Linked DNA regions of Mus musculus: all the other regions are linked to region 1. Evidence: chromatin loops called from intact Hi-C (ENCODE). Cell type or tissue: heart. All regions are shown on one strand.

What was found. A loop is a pair of places that touch in the nucleus more often than their neighbours do. Peaks named below come from ENCODE experiments on the same cell type or tissue, not always from the same donor. Only the 100,000 strongest peaks of a DNase experiment are listed, where the experiment ranks them.
Region 2: it touches region 1 in a loop (2.3-fold over the local background); 4 of 42 quality-filtered maps call a loop at or near these places.
Region 3: it touches region 1 in a loop (6-fold over the local background); 6 of 42 quality-filtered maps call a loop at or near these places.

What each region holds. Positions count from the first base shown.
Region 1 is chr10:60,830,597-60,838,596 of GRCm38, forward strand. Unc5b (unc-5 netrin receptor B) reads right to left here and starts at 985. Exons shown (of 17, transcript NM_029770.3): 1 at 491-985. The coding sequence starts at 569. In heart, a CTCF peak has its summit at 890; DNase peaks (open chromatin) are centred at 145, 1,015, 2,265 and 4,565; H3K4me3 peaks cover 1,804 bases; H3K27ac peaks cover 1,667 bases.
Region 2 is chr10:60,930,526-60,938,525 of GRCm38, forward strand. It overlaps Pldi (polymorphic derived intron containing), which reads right to left and starts at 7,607. Exons shown (of 3, transcript NR_033616.1): 1 at 7,405-7,607. It overlaps Gm26947 (a long non-coding RNA gene), which reads left to right and starts at 1,465. Exons shown (of 4, transcript XR_001779779.2): 1 at 1,465-1,760; 2 at 4,546-5,760; 3 at 5,853-7,437. In heart, no CTCF peak of the experiment used is centred here; DNase peaks (open chromatin) are centred at 1,506, 1,776, 4,006 and 4,586; H3K4me3 peaks cover 1,989 bases; H3K27ac peaks cover 5,707 bases.
Region 3 is chr10:60,981,849-60,989,848 of GRCm38, forward strand. No RefSeq gene overlaps it. Among named protein-coding and RNA genes, the nearest start is that of Mir466j, 25 kb to the left of the region's middle. In heart, a CTCF peak has its summit at 3,586; no DNase peak of the experiment used is centred here; H3K27me3 peaks cover 637 bases.

The DNA.
Region 1 (8,000 bases):
CAGGAGTCGGCCCCTCCCCCTTCAGTAGCTTAAAGCCTTCGGGCCTCGGCTCCCCAAAGGCCGAGAAGAAGCGCTTCCAGGGTTCCGCAGTATCCTGCTCTCTGTCCGCGACCCTCAGAATGCTGCGCGTGCAGCCCGCGGGAGCCTGTACTCAGACCTAAGTTGCAGGCGAACCGCAGAGAACACACACCTGGCCCTGGCAGTGACAGTTTTTCCGTGATAGTCAGGGGTCACTTGGAAGTGAATCAGACCCCATTCCACGGGAAGCAACTATCCCTTGGAGGCAGGAGCAGGGAGCTTCGAGCTTACGTGGCACCCCAGGTGGCCACGCGTCGCCCCCTCTCCCGAGCACCGAAGCTGCCTTTTAACTTGGACGCGTCCACGGCGTTCTCGGAGCGCAGTGACTCCGCCAAGAACCACCCGAACTTGCAGTTGGACGCTGAGACGCGCCAGGACCGCATCCCTGTGTTCCACTCCCTCTCGCACCTACCTGCTAGGCTCGGTGTCGGATCCCAGCAAAGCAGCAGCGCCAGCAGCAGCGCGCTCCGCACCCCGCTCCGGGCCCTCATGCTCCTGTCCCCCGGCCCGGGCGCCTCTCCCTCGGGGTTCTTTCCCGGTCCCCAGCCTCGCCGCCTTCGCCTTCGCCGCCGCCTCGCCGTTCTCGCAGGCGCCCGGCAGCGCCAGCCCGTGCCCTCCGTAGGCGCAGAGGCAACCGCGCAGCGCCGGGAGGCCGCCCGGCGACTAGGAGCGCTCCGGGAGTCGGACGCCGCTGGGGATCCCGGCTCTGGTGCGCCCTTTCCGCGCTCTCCCGCTGCGAGCGCCGTCCGCGCCCTGCTCCGAAGTTGTGCGATCCCAGTGGAGTGCGCTCAGCGGCGCTCGTAGCGGCCGCGCCGCGAAGTCTGTCCGAGTGGGGTGTGTGCTTCCCTCTGCGCCCTGCCGCTCCCCGCGGCTCCGCGCCCTCGCCCGCCCTGCCGCCGGCCACAATGCCCAGCGCCGCCGCGCGCTCGCCCTAGAGTCAGCGGGCCGGGGCGGGGCCTCACGCGATAGAAGGCGGGGCCTGGAGGACGGGGGCGGAGCCACGGGGCCCAGCGAGGGGGGGTACCCTACCGCTGTGTAGGCGCGGCCGAGTTGGGGCCTTATCAGAGGGGATCCTTGAAGAACGCAGGATCCAAAGCACCGGAAAACCGGTCCGCTGAAAGCGGCGGAGTCTACCGGATTTTCTTTCCAAAAATAAAGGAAATAAACATTCGTACACTTCTTAGCTTGGGTGTGAATCAGCTTTCGCTTTTGATTCGGTCTCAAAAGGGGATGGGGGTGTTTAAGAAAAAATGTCAAACACTCAAGTCCTGGTGGAGCGGGGGATGTAGTTGGGGAGTTCCAGCTGTGGATATTTGGGCATGAGTTAGGATCGTGATTGGTTCTGTTTTTCTCCTCGACCCAGGACAGAACTCTTTACGTGGGATCCGGAAGGATGGCTCATCCTAGGATATGGTGAACCAGTCCAATTGAATAAAAGGACGTGTGTGGGGAGGGAACCTGCTGCTGTGTTTTGCTCCGAGCACAAACTTGGTTCTGGTTCTGCTCCTTAAGCGCGTGACCTTGAAGGAGCTGCTTAGCTGTCTCCATCACTGTCACCTGTGAAATGGGGAAGAATGATGTTAGCTGTCTCATAAGGGGTTGAGGAGCAGAATGTGGGAAATAGGTAGAAAGTGGGGGCACAAATGGTGGCATCCCTTCCCAAGGTTCTTGAAGGAAGTCCTTGTCACCCAGAGGTGGGCCCATAAGCTTACGTGACCAGAGGAGACTTGGGAGATGTCTGTGCATCCGCTCACAGGAAGCTCACAGCACTTCCATGTGGGAGCCCACTAACGGGCTAATTCCATAATGCTATAAAGAAGCAGCCCCTACCCCTTATCTGCTGACCTCCTAAGCTTTTCCTCTTTGCAGATCTGGATCAGCCCTCTTCTTCAGGAAGAGAGCAGCCTAGCCAGGTTCTGAAGTCGGGTAGGAGGGTAGAAGGGTGGGAGGGTGGGAGGTATCCAAAAGAACCTAGTATTCCCAAGTTTTTCCTAGATTGGAGAAGAAAGGTTTGGGAGCCATAGTTGCTGACTAAGAGGTTGGTGGTGTGAGGGCAGAGAAGCAAGAAGATCCATGCTAGCTGTGTTTGGGGGAGAGGGAGGCAATGAAAGCGGGATTTCTCGACACCCCCTCTATCCCAACTCCACAAAATGAAGACTGGAGATCTATAGAAGGCTGTGGCTATAGGTGACGCCCCACATCATGGCTGGCCACCCAGGCCCAGTAGGGTGAATCCGGGTGGAGTGAACGCCCAAGGCAGGACTTTGGTTTCTGTGGGCAAAGGTAAACGGGCTATTTTTATCCTGGCCTGGAACAGCATGAGCAACAGCAGTGGCTGAGCACACCCAGCCTGTTCCACCCATTCCAGACCGCAAGCACGCAGCGATACACGCCCCTCGGACAGTTACACATACCTGCAAAGGAACACACAAGTAAATACACAACAGAGACGCACAGGTGCAAGATGACCTTTCCTGAAACACCCTGTGTACAAACAGACATCCACCTAGAAAAACACCCATAGACCAAAGCCTGTGAGATTAAAAACCCCAAACATAGCTCCAGGCGCACACACAGAGACATCTGACTGGAAAGGCAAACAGGTATTTGGATATTTAAAGACTGGCAGGAAACACCCGCCTGGGATGCCTGGGTACCAACACTCACATCCCATGTTCAGACCGGAGACCCGGTCGATGAGGTCAAGGGTGCTGTGCCTGAGAGCTCAGTGGATGCCTCAGGTTCACACTCCCCCACTGGGATAGAAAGTGTTTTTCTTTAGACATTGCTTAATTCCTTCTGGGGTGAAAGGGGTGCAAGAATATTAAGTATTTCCCTTCTTCCTACCTAGCCCCTACCCACCCTTCAGTCTGGAAGTTCTATTTTAAAAAAGCAAAGGCGACTTTATTCTAATTAACTCACAAATAAAAGCATCACACAGCTAGCTCACGGCAGCCACTCTAACCCTTGCGCCATTGCTTCTGGGCTCTATCTGTCTCTGTGAACATCTCTGTATTTAGAATGTCCAGTCTGAGGCCGTGGGGCCTCCTTGGGGCTCTGAACTTTTACTGTCAAGTACAGTTTTTATTCAGTTACACACACACACACACACACACACACACACACACACACACACTATAACAGAGTGGAAACTAGATTTAAAAAAAAAAAAAAACAGATTCATGGGCTAGAGAGATGGCTCAGTGGTTAAGAATACTGTCTCCTTTCCCAGAGGTCTTGGGTTCAATTCCCAGCAACCAAATGGTGGCTCACAACCATCTATCCTGGGGTCTGGTGCTCTCTTCTGGTACTCAGGTGTATATGCAGATAGAGCACTCTATACATAAAATAAAAGAAATATTTTTTCTTTTTTTTTTCTCCCTGCCCCTAAATAAATCTTTTTAAAAGGATTCATATTCTTTCATGACTGTTTGTCCTTTTGTCTCTTCTGCCTTTCTCCATTAGCCAATTTCTCCCCTCTTAACATCTGCTCATGGAGGTCTGTCTCTTTGGAACTAGCGTCAGCCCTTTGAAGGAATCTCCGTTATCTCCTCTGGCCCTACGTATGTTAAATCTCAGGGAGATTTTTCAGCCACCTGCAGCAAGCCCCAGCGCCCCACTAACCCCGGTAGTTCAGGGAACCTCATCTTTGGTCCTCAACTGAGAATGACCACGTCCCTCCCATGTATAAGGCCCCACAGCCCTAGCAGTAACACAGTGGAGACGTTGTACAAAACTTTCCAGAAGCATCGTCATACCCTGTGCCTTGGCACTCAGTCAGGGCAGGGGGAGGGGGCGCTACTTCTAGTTAAGAACAAGGATTGCCAAGGCTGGCCTCCGTTTTTTCCTATTTATCATGGCATGTCAATACAATTTCCTGCACACAGTCAGATGCATTAGGAGGCGAGAGAAAAAGAGAGGCTGTTGATCCAACGCCTACAATGGCCCTGAGAAGGAGTCTCAACGCTCTACCTGCATGTCTTGGAGGTTTTGCGGCGATGTCCTGGGATGTACCAGGAGAGGGGAGTGTTTAAGGCTGGAGGCAGGAAGCCTTTGTTGGGGCACAACTGCTTTGATAGCTTGGGCCAGTCTTCACCCTTAATGGTGGCTGCAGATGCTTCGGGGACCGGACCACTCTTAACATGATAGCGTGTAGGACTGGAAGGTGGACCCCAGAGGATGGATGCAGGCCCCAGGTCCCCGCCCAAACCACTGCTCCCATCCCGACTCCCTGCTGTTCTTACCTGCTTGCTGAGAGATCTTACTTAACCTTTCCGGGCTTCAGTCCCCTCCGTTGCAAAAAGGAAATAATCACCACTTCTCAGGACTAAAAGGAATATGCATACTCACTCTGAGCTAGCTGAGTAACAGCTCCCTATTTCGTAACAATTATAATTTGAAAGCAGCCTTTGGGGCTCCCTGAAACAGTGGCTAGCAGCCTGGACAGGGCATCTCCAGCACTGGCCATGCTCGCGGATGCCACTAGGCGGCGCACTGCAGCCTCAGCTTCCTTGGCGCCGCAGCAAGCAGAGTAGGCTAACTGACTGTCTCTGTCCACTCTTCTCCCAAGAGATATTTCTCTCCCCTGGGTGATAAAAGTCGGGGGTATGCGGGATTGTGAGTGGGAATAGTTCAGAATAATGTTCACGAGGCTTCTCCTGATTAGTCCGGGACAGAAGAACCCTAAGTCAGTTGTAAGCTGCAGAAAAGGAAGTGTCTATGGTTGAAGTCCTTCAATTTGCCATAATATTAGCATATTCAATGCTGATCCTGGCCTAAATCCTTCACATGCTAGCCACACACATGGTGCTGTGGGGGACCCCATTCACAGATGAAGGCAATGAGACCTAGATAGTAAGTTGAGGGCAATGGAGAGTCCCACCCTGACAGAGTAGATCACAAGCTGGAACTTACCTTTTAAAAAATTGAGATGAGGGGCCAGAGAGATGGCTCAGGCAGTAAAGTGCTTGCTGCAAACCCAGGAAGACCTGAGTTCAGATCCAGAACACCCAGTAAAAACCAGGGTGCGGTGTGTCCTGTCAACCGCAAGCTGTGGAGGTCTAGGTCCAGTGAGAATCTCTCTCTAGAAACATAAGGTAGAAAGTGATTCAGGAAGACATGATCCCCTAGGCTCCACGTGGGTGTACACACACACACACATGTGCACACACAGGAACTCGGATAACATACACAATACGTAGAGAAATAAAGATAGCTGGTGAAGTGGCTCAGTGCCGGGCTTGAAGACCTGAGTTCACTCCTAGAATCCCACCAGGGTGGGAAGAGAACACTGATTCCCAAAAGTTGCCCTGAGCCATACATACACTGTCTCTAATTTTTTTTTTTATTTTGAGAGTGGGTTTCTTGTAGCCCAGGTTAGACATGAATTTCTAATCCTCCTGACTTAACCACCTAATTCCTGGGATTACAGGCCAGGGCCATCACACTTGGCTTCAAAATTCTTTTATTGACAAATTTATGAAAGTAAACTTTATTTTAGTGATGAGTTTGGTTTGCAGAAAAATTTAGAGCACGATACAGAAAGTTTCCCCATGTCCCCCTAGGAAGTCCCCTTTGTTATGTCTAACACACATATGGAATGTTTACTTCATGTGGTGAGCCCATGATGGTACATTATGAAGAAGCAGAGTTCAACCAAGTTACCTTGGCATGTGCCTTGTAGCCTCATTCTGGGATGAGGTCTCAGCCAGGACCTGTCTCATGGCGACTCCCTAGGGTCCTGTTGGCTGTGCCAGTTTCTCAGCACTCCACCCTCATTTCCAATGACCCTGGCAGCTGAGGATGATCGGCTAAGTATTTTTGGAAGATGTCTCCCATCTGGTATTTGCCCATCATAATTGTCTCCAACAGGGGGTTCTGATATTCCCTAGCTATAGCACTTCAGCTTGTACAGTGGGCTCTGATTATGGGCAAGCATGCCTTTGACATGTCCCAGTGAGTTCACCGCCCTAAAGTTGGGATGCTGGGGTGGGGGTGGGGGAGGCAGATAATACCCAGGGGCCAAATAGGAGAAGGGAAAAGGAGGGCTTCCAGGCACTAAGTCACAGGGACAAAGGCCCTGAGGAGAGGTGGCAGGTGTGTGTGTGTGTGTGTGTGTGTGTGTGTGTGTGTGTGTGTGTGTGAGCTGCACGATCACATACTAGGGAAGGAAGAGACCAGAAGGGGTGGTTCCAGCCAGTTAGTCCTGTGTGCCAGAGCTGAGGTCTAATACTAGGGAGATGGCAGGGACTCAGGGTTGCTCACTGACTGCAGAAGGCCGGGAACATCGTTGGGATTGTATGTCACAGTAATCTGAGGTGGGGTGGGCAGTGAGGGTGGTGGCCACCGAGTGGTCCTACAAAAAGAGAACCTTGTCCCAGGGCTACAGAGAGTCGACTTGGGGGATACCTAGAGGGAGGAAGACATGTCTGGAATAAGGAACCAGTAGGAGAAGCTGTGAGGTGGTGAAGGAGGTAGTGGAGAGCTGGGGTTTAGATGCTGTGAGTTCCGTGGACTCCCCAGTCTCTCTCCGTGGTCATCCCAGTCTCCGTGGACTCCCCAGCACACAATGGTGAGCACAGCACAAACTGGTATGCTCAGGAGTGGTTATTGTTTCAAAGATAAGGACAGTGGCTGATGACCACATGGATAGTTTCAGCCCTTACAGCCAGGAGTGCCAGATGAATTAGCTGTCAATCACTGTGATAAGCCAGAAGAAGCATGGTCATTTCCTGTGTGATTTGCGGGGCTGTGGAAACTCCCGTGTCCTTACGTTTTTAGGACAGGCTTTCTCGCTGGTCACCTAGGATGTTCTTGGAGGTGGATGTTAGATGTGAGCAAGTTAAACTGGAAACCAGGGAGCTGAAAGGCAGCTCAGGGGCTCAAGTGCTTGAAGGGAGAGCATGAGAACCTGAAGTTGCATCCCCAGAACCCATGTATAGGCAACTGTGCAGCCTACATTTGGAACCTCAGCATTCCGGTGGCAAGATAGAGGCGGGGTCAGGAGAATCCCTGACAGCTCTAGGGCCAGCTAGCCCCGTGTGTGCATGTAACAGTACATTTGACTGCCTCAGATAAGGTGGATAGTGAACTCTAACTACAGGGATGGAGGTGAGAGGAGAGGGTGGGGGGGGAGGGAAGGAGAGAGAGAGAGAGAGAGAGAGGGAGAGAGAGAGAGAGAGAGAGAGAGAGAGAGAGAGAGAGAGAGAGTAACCCTGGCTGTCCTAGAACTTGCACTAGAGATGAGGCTGGCCTCTAACTCAGAGATCCACCTGCCTCTGCCTCCTGAGTGCTGGAGTTAAAGGCATATGCCACTATGTCTTTATCGTCTTCCTAAGTCTGGCAAGAGAAAAAAATATTCTTATGATCAACAGTTATGAGCAATTACTATGAGGACCCGCATTCAGTTCCCAAAAGCCACATCAGACAGCTCATAACAGCTTGTAACTCCAGTTCCGGGATGATCTGACGCCCTTTTCTGGCCTCTGTGAGTATTGCATCATGTGGAGCATCCACAAATGATCAGGCACACACATACATACCCACATTCATAAAAATAAATTTGTTTTTTTTTTATAGGAAAATAAAATTCCCTAAGGAAAAGGACTGATCTGAGGTCTCTGTTGGGGACATACTGTGTTCTTATGACCAGCCCACCCCATCAGTCTCTCCTAAGTCATGAATGGGAATTATTGAGATAAAGGTCAGACAAAAGGAGGGAACACAAGTTACTACCCTGCCAAAAACAAAACAGCAAAACACAAAACAACCTTTTTCTGCTTTCTCATAGTTGACTGTGAAGACATTCCAACTTCAATGCATTCAGGTGAACAGTGAGATACCTTATTTAATAAAAAAAAAAAAATCTACAGTCATTTTATTCTATATTTATTCAGCTCTCGGCAATGCAACTTCCTTTTGCT
Region 2 (8,000 bases), 100 kb after region 1:
GTGTGTGTATGGTGTATGTGTATGCATGGTGTTTGTGGGTTGTGTATATATGTGTGTTGTGGTATGTGTGCATATGGTATGTATGGTGTGTGTGGTATGTGTGTGGTGTGATGTTTTATGTGTGTGGTGTTGTATGTATGTTGTGTGTGTGTGTGTTTGATGTGGTATGGGTCTGTATAGTATGATGGTGTGTGTATGTGTGGTGTAGTGTGTGTATGTAAGTGTGTTGTATGTGTGTCTGTGTATGGTGTGGTGTGTAAATGTGTGTTTGTGTGGTGTATGTATATGTGTGTATGTGTGTGTGGTATGAGTGTGTGTGTATGCACATGCATGTGTATACCCATGAGCAGTGTTAAGTAGTGTGATTTCTACAAGAAGGGACTCTGCATCACATTCGAGTATCTCTGCTTCCTGCTATTGCTGCCTCACTTTAGAAATCCCCTCCATACCATCTCTAATCTTTGTCTCTAGGCTGCTTGTCTGGTTCCTATGACAAGAACACCGCTCCCTCCAAAGACAGACAACCTGCGGTCAGGCAGGAGGAGCTAAAGAGATGCTATGTGTTCAATTTCTGGAAGGAGCCATCAGCTACATCAGGAGGGCCCCTGTCTTCAGACAGCTGTCCTGGACCCTGTTCCCAACAGCTACCTCCTGTGTCCGCAGTCCCCACTAGGAACAACAGTCTTCCTTCATAAATCCTGCTCACCACCAGGTCCCTTGTCACATGTGTCCCCAGCTAGACAGACACCTCACCGGAACAGTGGCCCATTTTTTACAGAGTAGAAGGTGAAGAGGCTGTGGCTAGCAAGAGGCTTAGGCGCCCTGAGGACATGCCAGCAGCTGAAATAAGCAAGCTCCTGCATCACCTTCCACTGAAGTCTCAGCCCCAGCATGAGTGACAGCTCCGCTGGACATCACCTCCTGCTGCTCTGAGAGGTTTGAAGGAAGTGTCACCAGGTCCCCGGCACAACCCATGATGCTCCCATATTACAGAGGGGTAAGCTGAGGCATGGAGTAGGAAAAGAACTCGCCCTTAGAGGCACCCCTGGACATGGCAGAGCAAGACAGTCAGTTGTGGAGTCTACACTGCCACCTGCCCCTCTCCAGATATTTCAAGTGCTTAGAGAAGTGGCTTTGACCTTTGAGGTCTATGTAAGCAAGACAGAGTGGTTGCCCAGTCTCCTGCCTGAGTCCTAGAATCCAGAGGCAGCTTTTGAACATGGTCGCTTTGTCACCTATCCCTTGCCACCCTAAGGAAGGGGGCTCTGCATCAGGTGGGGACTCACTGATGTGGCTTCCAAAAGAAGAGACTAGGGCTTTCTGGGAACGCAGAAGAACTCAGCTCTGAAGCCATGTATGTCCCCACCACAGAGCGACAGCACTTCTCAGAACACGCCCGCCCGCCCGCCCGCACACGCGCACGTGCACACGATATTAAAGTCATATTTTTGGTTGCTGGGAAGGCGCCGTTGTCACTTCCTCTGCCCTAGGCAACCTGCTGGTCCAGCTCCTCTTTCACTTCCCCACCCCACTGTGGAGCACCAGCCGCCATCCGTTTGTATTTATATAGATAAATCGGCCAGGCTAATTAAAGTGCTCTTGCTGCAGCAAGAGAATTAATAAAAGGACTTGGAATGGAGCCGACCTAAAGCTGGGGCGCTGGGAGTCAGAGCTGAACCCTCAGCAGCAAAGGAGGCCAGAAGGGCCAGAAGGCACGTGAGCCACCCCACTCCCTCTTAGGGGGAGGGGCCAGCAGACACGTGAGTCACCCCCTCGCCCTGGCGGGGAGGCTAGGGGGACAACGGAACCAGGCTCTGGCAGGATGTGCCCACTCAGATTGTTGCTGGAGGTCAGGTCCCTTCTTCTTAACCTCAGCCTAAGCCCTGGAAGTTAGAGGGAAGTTTGACTGACAGCTTGCAGAGCAGGGTTGTCTTGTGGTGGTGGGATGTTTTCAGGACAGCTAAGAATGTAGACTCTAGTTACAGATGGGCCCCTTACAGCTAGGCAAACCGTTATTATTATTTTTTTAACCAATCTGTGCCTCAGTTTACATGTGTTATGGCCAAAGGCTGAGGCTTGGGTAAAACACACAAGGATCATGGGAAGGTGAAAGAAGATGGAGACAGGGGCTGGGTGGGCTCTGTAAGTGGACCAGGCCCTGCCTCAAATTTTGGCTCTCCAACAGAGCAGCCTTGGGGCCCGAGACCTCTCTTCTCTCTCTGGCTCCAACGCTGCAGCTGGTTTGAGGTGCAGATCTGATGCCCAAAGGGTCTTTGATTGTCACAGAGGGGCCACATGGAAAAGGACTTTGTGGAAACAGTCCAAGGCACAGCCTCATCCAAAGTGACCCCTCTTCTTGGGTTCTGTCTGCAGCTGGAAACAGGTTTTAGAGTCTCAGCCCTGTGCCTGGTGGGGAAGCCACAGGACCCAGACTAGGGGCACCCTAGATTGGTAGACACAGAAACCCCAGCAGATCCAGAAGCAGCCAGCCAGCCTATTCTTAGCCCCGGGTCCATTATCACATGGGCAAGAGCTCACACGAGAGGGAGGGAGAAAGGGAGGAGTCACTGGACTTAACCCTGTGTTGGTCAGGGTATCTATTGGAATTGGAGGAGACTCTACTCTGCCCAGGTAAAGGGATGTGGCTACTGGTGGAGGTCAAGACTGCAGTTGAGCAGACCACCTTTAAACGGGACTCATAGCAGATGCCCATTAGACAGATGCTATCCCCGAGGCCGGGGAAGGACTTGTCAGGGAGATAGGAGGGTCTGTTGTGGGGATGGGGGAGGGCTGAGCATCCCACCGGCCTTCAATCTAAGATATTCTAGGACCCTTGACAAGAATTAAGAGCCCCTGTGAATCCAGCACAAGTACACATTAAGTGGCTATGGGCCGGGCTCAGCCCTTGTCTGGCCCTTGATTATAAGCCCCACAAGCTGTGGGTCCTAGCATTTGGGAGGCATAGATAACCATCACTGGGACCCAGGACAAGGCATGTCCCCTTTATGTGAGCATACCGAGCTGGGAGGAAGGGACAGGTCACAGGCGGGGGTGGGGTGGGGTGGGGTGAGGGGGAAGGGTATAGGCTAGCTTGATTGCAGACCTTAGGAGCTGTGGGGTGATCTCCCTCTTACCCTTTGTCCTAGACAGCACATGACAGAAGATGGCAGAGGACATGTGAGAGAACTCAGAGCTGATATCTGCTTGGGAGGATGGTGTACCCATCCCCTGCTCCCCCGTGGGCCCTCCTGACTGCTTCCCCCACCCCACCCCACCCCACCCCACCCCCCACTCCCACCCCCACCCCTGTCATGTGAGTTTTTGCTCTTATCGGTCAGTGGTCAGTCTCCTTCCTGTGATGGAAGCTCCCGCTCAGGGAGACCTCAGCCTCAGTCCACCAGCCAAGCAGAACCCCTCCAACACTTAGCTATGCGTCGCGTGCTCAGACTCAATTGTCCTGCTTCCTTCAGCCCCGGTCTTGCTGGTCACTCATTTCCTTGGTCATTAATCATGCTGGTCTCCAGTGGTGACTTATTTTCCCTCCCCAGCTCATTTGCCTACAGAAATGCTTTGCTTTGTTGAGAGAGAGAGAGAGAAAAAAAAGCAACAACCCACAAACGCTTCCTGGAGCTAGCTCTTTTCTTTCCTCTCTCCCCTCCCTGACCTCAGAGAAGGGTCCAGGATCGGCTCTGAGACAGAGAAAGAGGTCCTGGGCCACAATGAGGCCAGCCTCAGTTTACACACACACACACACACACACACACACACACACACACACACACACACCAGCAATCAAAACAAGTAATCCAGGGGCTCATGAAAGAGTTTTGGGAGTTCTGGCTGGGGGTGGTCAGAGCAATGTCTACACTGGAGCTTCTGAGTCCACCCCACCCACTTCTGCCCTGCCAGCTAGGATGTTGTATAAGCTAATGAGTTCTGGCTCCTCCAATAGAATAGAACTTGTCATGTGGCCTTTCCCAGGCAGATATCAAAGTGCAGGAAGTGACTCATTGCTGAGCCACCAGGGAAGAAGCAATGTGGGAGGGGCTCCCTTAAGGGACAGGCTGTGGGGAGGAGGGACCGGCAGTAAAAATGGCCAGCCTGCAGCTACTCATTCCCACAGTCAAGACCTCCCACTGCAGCCCAGGCTAGCCCCGGGAGATGATGGTTAAGCTTCTCGAAGCAGCCAAGAGGAATGATGTCTTCCAGATCTGGGTGCAAGCCAGCCCAGGAGCAGTGATGTCTCTGAGACTTGGGGCTTCCATCTGAGGAGTGGGGTAACAGTGTTCCTGGCTTCCAGCAGGGTGCTACAAATAGAGCACTCTGCAGTGCCTGGCACCTAGGATGCGCCCCATAAATACTTGCTATTATTTATTATTGCTATTATCAGGAGCTCTTGCATTAACACTGGAAGCAAGCAATTGAGGGAGACAGCATGCTAGGGGTGGCCTTGAATCGACTGTTTTTTCAGAAGTAAATTATGTGCTAAATCTGGTCTTCTGTCACCGCCAGTAAGTGTGACACAGAAACCCCTCATGGCCACAGGAGCCGGCACAGAGCCCAGAACCAGAACTGAAAGCTGAGCAGCGTATCCTAGGCCACTGGGCCCCCAGGCACTGGGTGTCACAGCTGCAAAGACAACACTCCACCCTGCGCTCCTAGAGCCCTCCGCTCAGCAAGGCCCCAGGCTGGTCTTTGATGGGACCGGATATTCGGATATTTGACAAAAGCCCTAGTACCCAGCTCAAGTGCAGCGGCAGGACCAGTCCTGACCTGGGAGTCTGCAAGCACCCCTGACTGTTCTGACCCTGAGCTGCCCCTCCCACCCTGCATCTGAGACCCAGGTTTGAGCCAGGAACTCCTGGACTCCAGAGCTCAGGCGGGACGGAGGTAAGAAACTAGGCACAGAGGCTGTCTGAAGTTCGACTATTGCTGTAGCTGTGCATTGATTTGAGGTACGGATCTGATGCCCAAAAGGTCTTTGATTATCACAGAGAGGCCACAAAGCTTCTATGGAAAGAGTCCAAGCCATAGCCTTGTCCAGAGGGGCCTCTCTTCTTGGGCTCTGTCTGAACCTCAGATATCAAAGTCCCAGAGTGACTTGAGCAACCAGGAGTCCATTCGTCCCTGCCCAGAGCACAGAGGTACTATGTGGGCAGCAGTGCCACAGGGAGACCTTTTGTGGCCCTTACTGGTGGGGGGTTTCTGCAGCAATGGAGAACGACTGAATGCTGGCTTTACCCCTGAGGTAGGATCAGTCATACTCGGTCCCCTTGACAGCTCCATGACCCTGTCTCCTTCAGAGGGGAGACGGAGCCTATGATTTAAGGTCCTTTCCAATAGAAGCAGCTGAGAGAGAAGCAGAAACTTCAGAGGCAGGAGGAGGTGTGGCCCTGAGAGGGGACACCTGAGGTGGGTAGGCATGACTTCACCCGCTCAGCATTGCCTAGCCTGCTTGTAGACAGAGCTGCCCCTTTCCTTCTTCAGCATAGCCTAGTCATGGGGATGACCGAGGCTTTGCCATTTTACCAGTGGGCCTTTGTTGGCTGAAAGAGACCTTTAGATATTCCAAGCAGTCAGATGCAACAGTGGGCCGAGGCTATTGCATTCAATCGGGCAGGTTGTTTACTGAACAGGGAACAGTGCTTTTGGCGGAGGAGCTGCTAGGAAATGAATCCAGCCTCACTGAACTGCCAACCCCGGGCTTTCCAGGATGGGACTGAATCTGCCCAGAACATAAAGACATCGTGTGGACCAGTGGTGGGTGCCTTGAGAGGGCTTTCCTATAGGGCTGCTGCCAGCCTCAGTTTCCTGCTTCATAATAATCCCTTTCCTCAAATGTATCCCTCAAGGGACATGGGACCAGTGAGCGGCAGAGAAAAATCGATAGACTACAAGCGTGCGTGGAGTGCCTGGAAGATAAGCTTTGGGACAAGGGGAGCAGAGTGCTTTCTTCATAATAGCAGTGGGGATGGAGAGGGCTCAGGGTGTCTAGTCGGGAGGGAGGGATGTGTGTGACAGCCACTTGTGGACCTTGGCGTTTAAATCTGTCCCCTCTTGCTGGCCTGATTTCTCAGGTCACCCAGTGCCTGCCCTGGCGATTGGCCCTCACGGCCTTCAATGATTCCTGTTCATCTCCCTCCACCGGATCAATCACAGACCCACAAACCCTTCTTCAGTGCAAAGCCTGTGAATGTGCAGCTTAGGTCCAAGCCTGGCTCCATCCCCACACTTGTCTCTGCTCAGCATCCCTTCCAGACTTCCATTTCCAAGCATGGTCCTGCCTGTGCTGCCGGGGCCAGCCCGCCCCTCTGGATGGTGCAGCCTGGAGTCATACACAAGCACCTGCAGATTCCCCTACCCCCCACCTCCTCTCTGAAGGAGCCCAGATAAAACAGAGCTAATCCACCCCGGGAGAAGGGCTCTGTGCCTGCGGGGACCCAGGCACAAATTGGGATGTCCTGCCGCATTACTTCTGCTGAGCTGGACATCAACATCTCACCTCCGCACCCAGGCAAGCCGGGGACAGCCAAGGGAGTGGAAAGGCGGTGGGGGAAGGGACCAAGCAGCCACCAGGCCTCCATCAAAGGCGATGGAGAGAGAGCAGCCCAGCCAGAGAGGATTTTTAATGACCCCAAATCCTGGCACCTCATTATGACTCTGATAAGGTGATGGGGCTGTCACTTCCAGATGCAGCCAAGGGCTCCCCAGAGAAATTTTCCTGCCTTCCTGCTAATCTTCTTATAAACATTGTTATTTATTTTCCCTTATTTTATCCGACATGTGTCAAGCAGCCCCTGCTAAGCCTGTGACATCTCCAGGGAGACCAGAGGAGGTTGGCCTGTCACTCCCCCAGTCCTGCCCCCTTCCCAGGCCCTATTCTCTAGCCCAACACATGGGGGCCTGGACGGATAATTTTCCGATGTCTCTAAGAGTTTGGACTGGGCCAGAACTGGGCAACTGGGATCTAGGTGTTGAGTTAGCAGGTCACAGGCCATGCCAACCGGGGCTGGTTCCAAAGGAAATGTGTGTGTGTCGTGGACAGTATAGTTCGTCAACCAGCTGCTCTTGAAGCCTCAAGCTTGCTCTGGGTGTTCTTGGCTAATACCCAGAGTGGCCATCGATGTGTGTGGCTCTGACAGAGGCTGCCCTGTCTTAGGCACTGTAGTAAGCATTCCAGTCTCCCGTTGTTCCTCAGCAAGGAAAGCAAAGGCCAGGGAGGGGAGACTGTACACGCAGGCTTGGCAGCCCAGGCTGCAGAGGGGCTGCTCTGCTCACTCTGGCTTTTTCTCTGGTGCTCGATGCAGGGCCAGTGTTGTGTTTCCTTCACAATTCCCAGGGACCATCTCCCTCCAACCCTCCATGAACCCAGGACAGGAGTAAAGCCCAGTATCTGCATTCTACCTTTAGTGCATGGAAACAGGCCAAGAAGAGAAGGTATGTGGGTCTCTCAGGGTCACACTGCCAGGGCAAGAATCCAGGTCTGAGATCTCTCTGGAAGGCTTAGGGACAGTTGCTAGAGAGTGCCACCAGGAATCTGTCTGGTGTTTTGTGGTGTTGGGCTTCAACAGGACTTCTGCCCTCTGTGTTGCTCCGTAGCCTGTGGTGATGCTGGAAGGCCTCAGAACTTCCATAAGACATGGAACATTCTAGAACAGTGGTTCTCAACCAGCAGGTCGTGACTGCTTGGCAAACCTCTATCTCCAAAAATATCCACATCGAGATTCATAAAAGTAGCAAAAGTACAGTTATGAAGTAGCAATGAAAATAATTTAATGGTTGGGGGTGGGGGCTCAGCATTGGATGAGGAACTGTAGTACAGTGGAACCCTAATGGTGGAACCATTAGGGAGGTTGAGAACCACTATTTTAGAAGGTCTACAACCCCAGCCTACCCTCAATGTTTGTGCTACATACACACATCCCCTTCGGAACCAGGTCTGGTTGGCAACAGTCTGTGATGTAATTCAATATGACCCCAGCAGCGTTCTGGCTGGCTCA
Region 3 (8,000 bases), 150 kb after region 1:
CCTCTCTCCTGAGGGACACAGCCCACCGCATGGCTGGTGATTAATACGCTCTGAGTGGGGCCCCGACCCCTGTCAGGGACATCAAGGTAAGTGCCTGTGAGCAGGCTGAAGCTCCTCGGATGAATAAATAATAGCAGCAGAGGCGTAATGGGATCCAGGGAGGCTGCTCAGGATAATGGAGTGACAGACACAGCATCGGAGCCCCAGGGACCTGAAAGCCCAGAAGAGTGGCTGGAGAGGCAGGGAGTGGTGTGTGCCCTTCCCAGGACTGACCATGGAAATTGTCAACACCTGTTCTGGCTCACTGGGGAATGACTGGCTCCAACTGTAGTCAGTCCCTTCGGAACCACTGCTGCTTGGCCAGGCTGAGCCAGAGTCTCACACTGCGCACACCGACAACTCAAAGCACAGAGAGAGGGAGTGAGGCCAGCTAGCTCTCCACAGCCCCTGCTGGCTCCAGTGCTGATGGTCCCTAAGGGGGTTTCTCCTCTCTGGTCATTGATCCCTTAACTGGGAACTGTTCCACGGACTATGCAGGGTCTCGGTGGTGCTCACTGCCCGGATGAGAAAGCAGAGAGAAGCTCTTGATCAGCCTGCATGAGGACCTGAGTTCCGTTCCCAGAACCCATGTTTAAAAGTGTGGTATTCCACACTTGTAATGCCAGAATTGGAGAGGCAGTTCCCTGGGCCTTGATGACCAGTCAGCTTAGCCTAGCTGGTAAGCCCCGGGGCCAATGAGAGTCTCTGTCTCAAAAACCAAAGTGGACACCATAGGAGAGACATCTGAGGTTGACCTTTGCCCTGCACATGCATGCACAGACAGACAGACAGACAGACAGGCAGGCAAGCAGGCAGGCAGACAGGCAGGCAGGCAGGCAGGCAGACAGACAGGCAGGTAGACAGGCAGGCAGGCAGGCAGGCAGGCAGGCAGGCAGGCAGGCAGGCAGAGACAGAAATGTTGCAGGAAATATTTGAAAAGAATGGCAGTTTCCACACTTTGTCCCTGGTATTCTCTGCCCCGGTGGTCTCACAAGCTAGTTCTTATCTTGTGGAGACTGACTCAAAGCTCCAAAACCTCTCCACCCAGCTCGCTAAGTTCTCACTGGCAGGTGGCTGCCATGCCAGCCCCATGCTTCAAATCCCCCATGGCCTTTGTGGCACACATCAGGCAAACCCACGCTTTGCCACTGTACCTTTCTCTCTGGGTTCCAGAGGAGCCTCTCCGTGAAGGAAAACGCAACACAAACTTAGTTTGTGAACAATGGTAACTCAATCTCTGGGCGCAACAACTAAAATCCTAACTTGTAAGCCTTATTAAATCTAGGTCCTCCAGCGGCGAATCCCACCAACAGAGAGACACAGAGACAGAGAGACACAGACAGACAGACACACACACAGACACAAAAGCATGCATACATAGGAACACACAAAGAGGGGTGTGTGAGTCCCCCAAACAGTGTCATAAATTAAACCACAGTAAGATTGCACCAGAATGGCCCCATGAGAAAAGCTGGCAGTACCACATGCTGACCAAGAAGATATGGGTTCCCAGGTGTCTCACACTCTGCTGCTGTGTCACAGTCTGCCCTACTTCTGCCAGAGCCATGTTTTCCCTCCATGATAGACTCTGTCCTCTGAAACCATGAGCTGGAACCCCCTGCCCCCAAATTGCTTCTGCCAGATATTTTGTTATACTTCTGAGAAAAGCATATACCCATGATGCTCCCCGTGACCACGGTCAAGGGCCAGGCTGCTGCCCGTGGCTCGCCTAGATGCCCTGCAGCTGAAAGTCAGCTCAGGGTCACCAAAACCCCACAGCATTTCGGGCATTGGAAAATGTGTCCTCTGGGCTGGGATTATTGTGTAAATTAAAAGGCCCTCTTTCCTAGAAGACACAGACCCTTGTCACACAGGATTAGATTCCAGCTCTCCTGTGCCCCATAGTCTGGACCTTTGTGCCCAACTGCACCCAGGGATCACTGGGCCCTTTTCTTTTTATTATGTGTATGCATGTGGTGGGGGTATGCACATGAGCGCAGGTGCTGCAGAGGCCAGGAGAGGTCATCGGATGTAGCTGGAGATGCAGGCAGTTGTGAGCTTCCTGAACCCAGATCCTCTGTAAGAACAGTACGTGTTCTTAACTACTGAGCTATCTCCCAGCCCCCCTAACCTCGCTGTCTTTGAGCAAGTCCCTTGCTTCTCTGTGTGCTTCAGTTTCTCCCTTGTAGAGTAGGAATCAATAGTTGTAAAGACTCAGTGATATAACAGAAAGAAACTTGCCTTGAGAACTATGATAGGCTTGGGGTACATGCCGTTCCCCTCCTAGCCTGGCAGACAGATAGAAGGTGGATGAATGGTTGGGGCATATGAAGGTTCCTCATCCACTGGATTTGGAAGCTCCTGGGAGGCTGGTGAGGAACACCTCTGAGTGTGTCCGTGAGGGGGTTTCCAGAGAGAATTAACTGAGGGAGGAGACGTACCATGAACGTGGCTTGTACCGTCTCAAAGCCTGGCATCCTGACCTGAATAAAAGCTGAGTATAGTCATCTTTTCCTTCTGCTTCCGAGCCATGGGAGGTGGACTGCTTGGCTCTACCATACAGTTTCCCCCCCGTCATGGAACAAAATTTCCAAAACTGTTAACCAAGATAAATTTTTCTTTCCTTGTTCCTATCAGGTAGAACTAACTAATACAGGGAGTGAGTGTCTAATAGGTAGAAATGGAGAATAGGTGATTGGATGGATGGTCAGATAGGTAGGAAATTAGATGGATGCATGGATGGATGAATGGTTCACGGATGCATGGATGGATAGATGCATGGATGCATGGATGGAAGCAAGGATGAATGGATGGATGCATGCATGGGTGGATGAATGGATGCATGGATGGATAGATGCATGGATGCATGGATGGAAGCAAGGATGAATTGATGGATGCATGGATGGATGCATGCATGGGTGGATGAATGGATGCATGGATGGATAGATTGATGGATGGGTGGATAGATGGGTGGATGGACAATAAGATGATCTCTCAACTCCAGCTCTTAGTTCTTTGTTCTCCCTGGAGCAATGAGAGGCAAGAGACTTGGAAGCTACAGTCAGTGTCTTCTGATCTCTCTTTTGTCCCCCAGGTATCCCCAACTCAGTCAGTCTCAAGATCCTGACCATTTGAGTTCGAATGTCTCTGAAAAACTTCTCCAGTATGTTTGGAAAGGGCCATGGCAGGAAGGTGAAGGGAGTTCACATCTTAGGCCAGTCCCTCCCCCAGCCCATGAGGTCCTGCTCTCCATGGGATGGAGGAGCAGAGCCCCCTCCTGGGCCCTGATCTGTAACGAGATAACTGATTGTTCTTTCCTCTTATTCTCCTTCTCCATAAAGGGCTAGACAGAGACGAGGCAATTAAAAGGCGTTCCCAGCCGCCCAGAGAGATTCAATGAATATTAACCGGCTTCCAGCTGCCGTCTGGCAAAGGCCTTGGAGCAGACAGCTCCAGAAAGGTTTCTGGGCCCTTGGGATGACTCAATTTTCAAGAGAACAATAGGGGAGTTTGCTCTGCCTGGTGACCATTGAGCGTCTCCTGCAGGAAGAAATGAGGTCCTGCAGCTGCCCGGATGTAAAGCTTGAAGAGACTGGGCTGGGATGCAGAACAGGGACTCTGAAGTCACACACGTGGTATCTGTCACGTATGCAAGCATCTGAACAGACAAGGTAGTTGGCTAGGTGTAGAGGGATTTGTGGGAACCAGGGGAAGGCTGGAACCAATATGGGCAGGGTCACCAGACTTTGTGGGCTTTTTTCAGAGAACAGGAGTGACGGTGAAGAAGAGAGGTGTATGTGTCTCATGCACACACCTTACTTAACCTGTCGTGTCCTGCTGGTCCTCTGGTCCAGAGTAGACAATGGAGATGCACAGGGAGTTGGTTGGCACCTGACTTCAGCCACATCCTGCATCTGGTTCTTAGCATGGTAGTTCAGAAAAGAGCAGAGGCTAGCCCAAAGCCCCGCAGCTACGGAGTACATGAGTGTCAGCTCTCTGTCTCGCTTCTACCTGTATAACAATCATCTTTGGAGCACAGCATATATAGCCCCCACTCCAAAGAGCCTCTTAACCCAAATCTAGATGACACTCCCTTCACAGATACTGGCAGGCCACATTCTATGGACTCGGGAGGAATTCTGTCATTTCTCATTTAGTTCTTTTGGAATCCTCAGTGACTCACATGGTGCCCATGTATCATGAATGGGATGGGGATGTTCAGACAACAAAATAAGTCTACACAAACCTATTCCAGCCTTTTGCTCTTGAAGCTGGGGGTGGGAGTCAAAAGTGTCAACAGACACGCTGTGGATATTCATTCTACAATAGACGAGACAAGCCCTAACCAGAGCTATGGCCTGCCCATCCCACTAGGTTGCTGGTATTCACGGATGGACATGCAATGAGGCCTGGCAAGGGAGCCACCCCCCCCCCCCAGCTGTGAGTTGGCCAGGCAATGCGAACAATCTCCTAGGTAAAGGGGCTCTTCAGTGAGTAACAGGCTGAGGCTTCAGCTCTGTACCTTTTCTCTGTCCTGGTTCAGAACTATCTAGGAAACTCTGGCCTCAACACTCAGCCCAGCCCCGGCCTGGACCTAATCTGCCAGATCTTTCCAGAAGCCTCTGTCTTGGAGGTAGGCAGACTTGGGTACCAAACCTTGTTCAGAGTAGCCCTGAACAAGTTATTAAAGCTCTTGAGGCTCTGTGTAAAGAACTGGAACTCAGGGATGTCACCCGCCTGGGAGCTCAGGTATGAACAGTATATTCAGTAAGTACATTAGCTAAGGTTCTATAGAGAAACAGAACTGATAACATGAATATCTATCTACATAGCTGTCTGTCTATTGGTCACACACACATACGAAAAGGGCATTTATCAACTGGCTTAGAGGCTGAGGAATGGCTAGTTCAACAATAGCTGTCACCCAACCCAAAGACCAAGATCTGGTGCTGTTCAGTCCGCAAGGCTGGATGTATCCGTTGGAATCCTGAAGACGTGGGTTATAATACCAGTGAAGGAATGCCTCAGCAATGGGATAGATGAACTTGTCAGCAAGGATGAGAGCAAGCAAGCAAAAACATCCTTCTTCTGTTTCAAGGTAATCCCGCCAGAGGCCACCACGTGGACAGTCTTAAAGCCAAGAAGAAAATCAATATTGCCAGCCTGCAGTCGCACAGGGAACTTAGTCAAATCACACAGGCCCGAGCTTTACAGATCTTTGTCTTTTGTGCACAAAAACCACATCCTGGTTGTCACACTTCAGTCTGCAAGAAGCAAAACTACAGAAGTCAAAAAGCAAGGTTAATCCATCTAGGAACTTGTCTGGATCCCAGAACTATGGGCTAGAACTTTGTTCCTGTTTTGGCAGGTGTTGTGACCTGCATGCTGGGTTTTAAGGTCAGAATGGTGCCTCTAACGAACGTGGTGTCAGTCATGCTAAGGTCTGGGGACCTGTTAGACTTCCATGTCCTTTTATGTAGGCTGCTACCAGAAAATATGGCCCAGATTTAGGGTGGGTCATCCCATCTCAAATGACACAATCAATGAATGTATGCCCAGCTGTTTGGGTTTTAGCTGATTCCAGCTGTAAAGTTGACAACCAAAATTAGCCATCATGGTAGGCATCAAGTAGGGCCAAGATTGAGATGGCAAATGGGTGTACCACTGCCAGAGTGATGCTCCACAGCAAGCTCACCCCTGCCCCAGGGTGTGGCTGATGAAGCTCCGCCCACCCCATTGGGGTACTCAAGGTGCACAGGCAGTTGTTAGAAAGAAGTCTTATCCTTCCTGCCTGCTCATGAGCTGAGGCTCCTCCCTGAACACTGTCAGCACTATTTTTATGAATCCATTGATCAGCAAGTCTTTGCTGAGCATCTGTCTGGTTCACTACCAGGCGCCCCCTCGATGCCCCAGGGGACTTAGCCAGATGCCTCCCAGATTGCAATCAAGCTGCAGTGTAAGGGCTCTCCTTCGGTGTCTCATATGCTTAGAGCAAGAAGGTCACATACCTCTAATGTGGTGTCAGTCATGCTAAAGTCTGGGGGCCTGCTAGACTTCCGTGTCCTTTTATGTAGGCTGCCACCAGAAAATATGGCCCAGATCTAGGGTGGGTCTTCCCATCTCAAATGATGCAATCAAGGAACATATGCCCAGCTGTTGGGGTTTTAGTTCATTCCAGATGTAAAGTTGACAATCAAAATTAGCCATCACAGTAGGTGTTAATAAACCATGCTAAGATGGAGGTTCTCTGCATTTAGGATGGGCATCCCTGCTGCCTCTCTTCTTGGTAGTGGCATCAAGAAGAGAGGAATGGTACAGCCCATCTCCACCTTGGCATGGTTTATTGATGCCTACCGTGATGGCTAATTTTGCTTGTCTACTTGATTACACCTGGAATCAACTAATACCCAAACAGCTGGGGACAAACACCACAAGAGGAAAGGAAGGACAAGGACCCAAGAGAGAAAGGCTCCCTATGGCATAAAGGGCAGAAGAAGCCCCCTTGGAGCCTGAAGGGGCAGAAGAAGACCAGATGCACAGACCGCATCCACTATGGAAGTAGGAGGTGTCATGGGCTGAGTTGGTACCCAGGGATGTGTCAGATGACCCTTGGCTATGGCAGCTCCTTTCTCCTGGCCATGTCTTGAGTCCTGTCTTTCTCCCTCACAGGTTCTAGAAACAGGACAGCCAGTGGGCAAATACCTTCCAAATTCTGTCTCTTCCCAATGTCTGCCTCGAAGCCAGAATTAGATTGTCACCTCATCTCTGCTGTCTGTTATCATCTGCCTTGGTCATGTGATTTACAAGTGTTCATCTTCATGTAAAAACAACAACCAAAACAAAAAAAAAACAAGCAAACAAAAACACACACACACACAAAACCTAGTGCCTGGAAGGTGTGCCTGGGAGGTGTCCTGGATCTTCATTGACCTCAGTTCTGACTCAGTCTTTACTGGGTCTAGTGCCTTCTGTCCCAGCCTTGGTTTCCTTTATGACCCATAATAAAATTCAACCAAACAGCTGCTTAGGTCCTCCCTAGCACCACATGATCCAGTTCCCTCCAAACACAGTGGCAGTCACAATTTTCCCTCCTTCGCAAAGTCACCTGCACCCGAGACAGAGGCATGCACCTGTTCACAGCAGGGTCCTGAGGACCCAGAATAGTCCCTGACTCCATCCACACTCAGGGAAGAGGTATCTAGGGAACAGGTGAGTTGACAAGTCACTATGTACAGTGAGTGCTTGCATGGGCCAATTGCCGGCCTCTAGGTTTGATGGGGGTGGGGGATGGGGGAGCGGAGCCACTGAGTTGGGGGATGAGTCCGGGAAAGGGAGCCCTGCCTTGAACCCAGAGAGACTGTGAATGGCCAGGGTCACCTCTTTATGGGCTCCACAGCCTTATGGCTGAAGCCTCTCTCTAAGCCAGTAATCAGCCTTGCTTATCTCCCTTTAATTTCAGTGTCTCTTTTTTGATTCTCATAGGAGGAGATAGAAACATCTGAAATCAGACATTGACGTATGGAGAAATCCCATTGCTTCCCAGGCACGCTGCAGGGAGTCCAACGGCAGGTGACCAACTGAGCAAGGCATGTGTAGCACCTGAGAGAGATGAAGCCCACGTCTAACACTGGGAATGGACAGGCTAGGAACTCCGGATTCACACAGCTATGGACTAGAAGAAAGTTTAATTTCATTTATTTATATTACTATTGTGGGTCTGATGTGTGTGCGCCGTGGCACACACGTGGTGGTCAGGGAACTGTGTAGAGTCTGTTCTCTCTTTCCACCTTTGCATGGTTCTGGGGGCCAAGCTCAGGTCTCCAGGCCTCCACAGCAAACACGTGTACCCACTAAAATATCTTGCCAGTCCAGGGATCAGAATCACTAACAATCCAAGACTCGCAAATGCAAATGAGAGTAAGTACGATGTATTGAGTGGTTTGGGGGTCCTGATGACACAT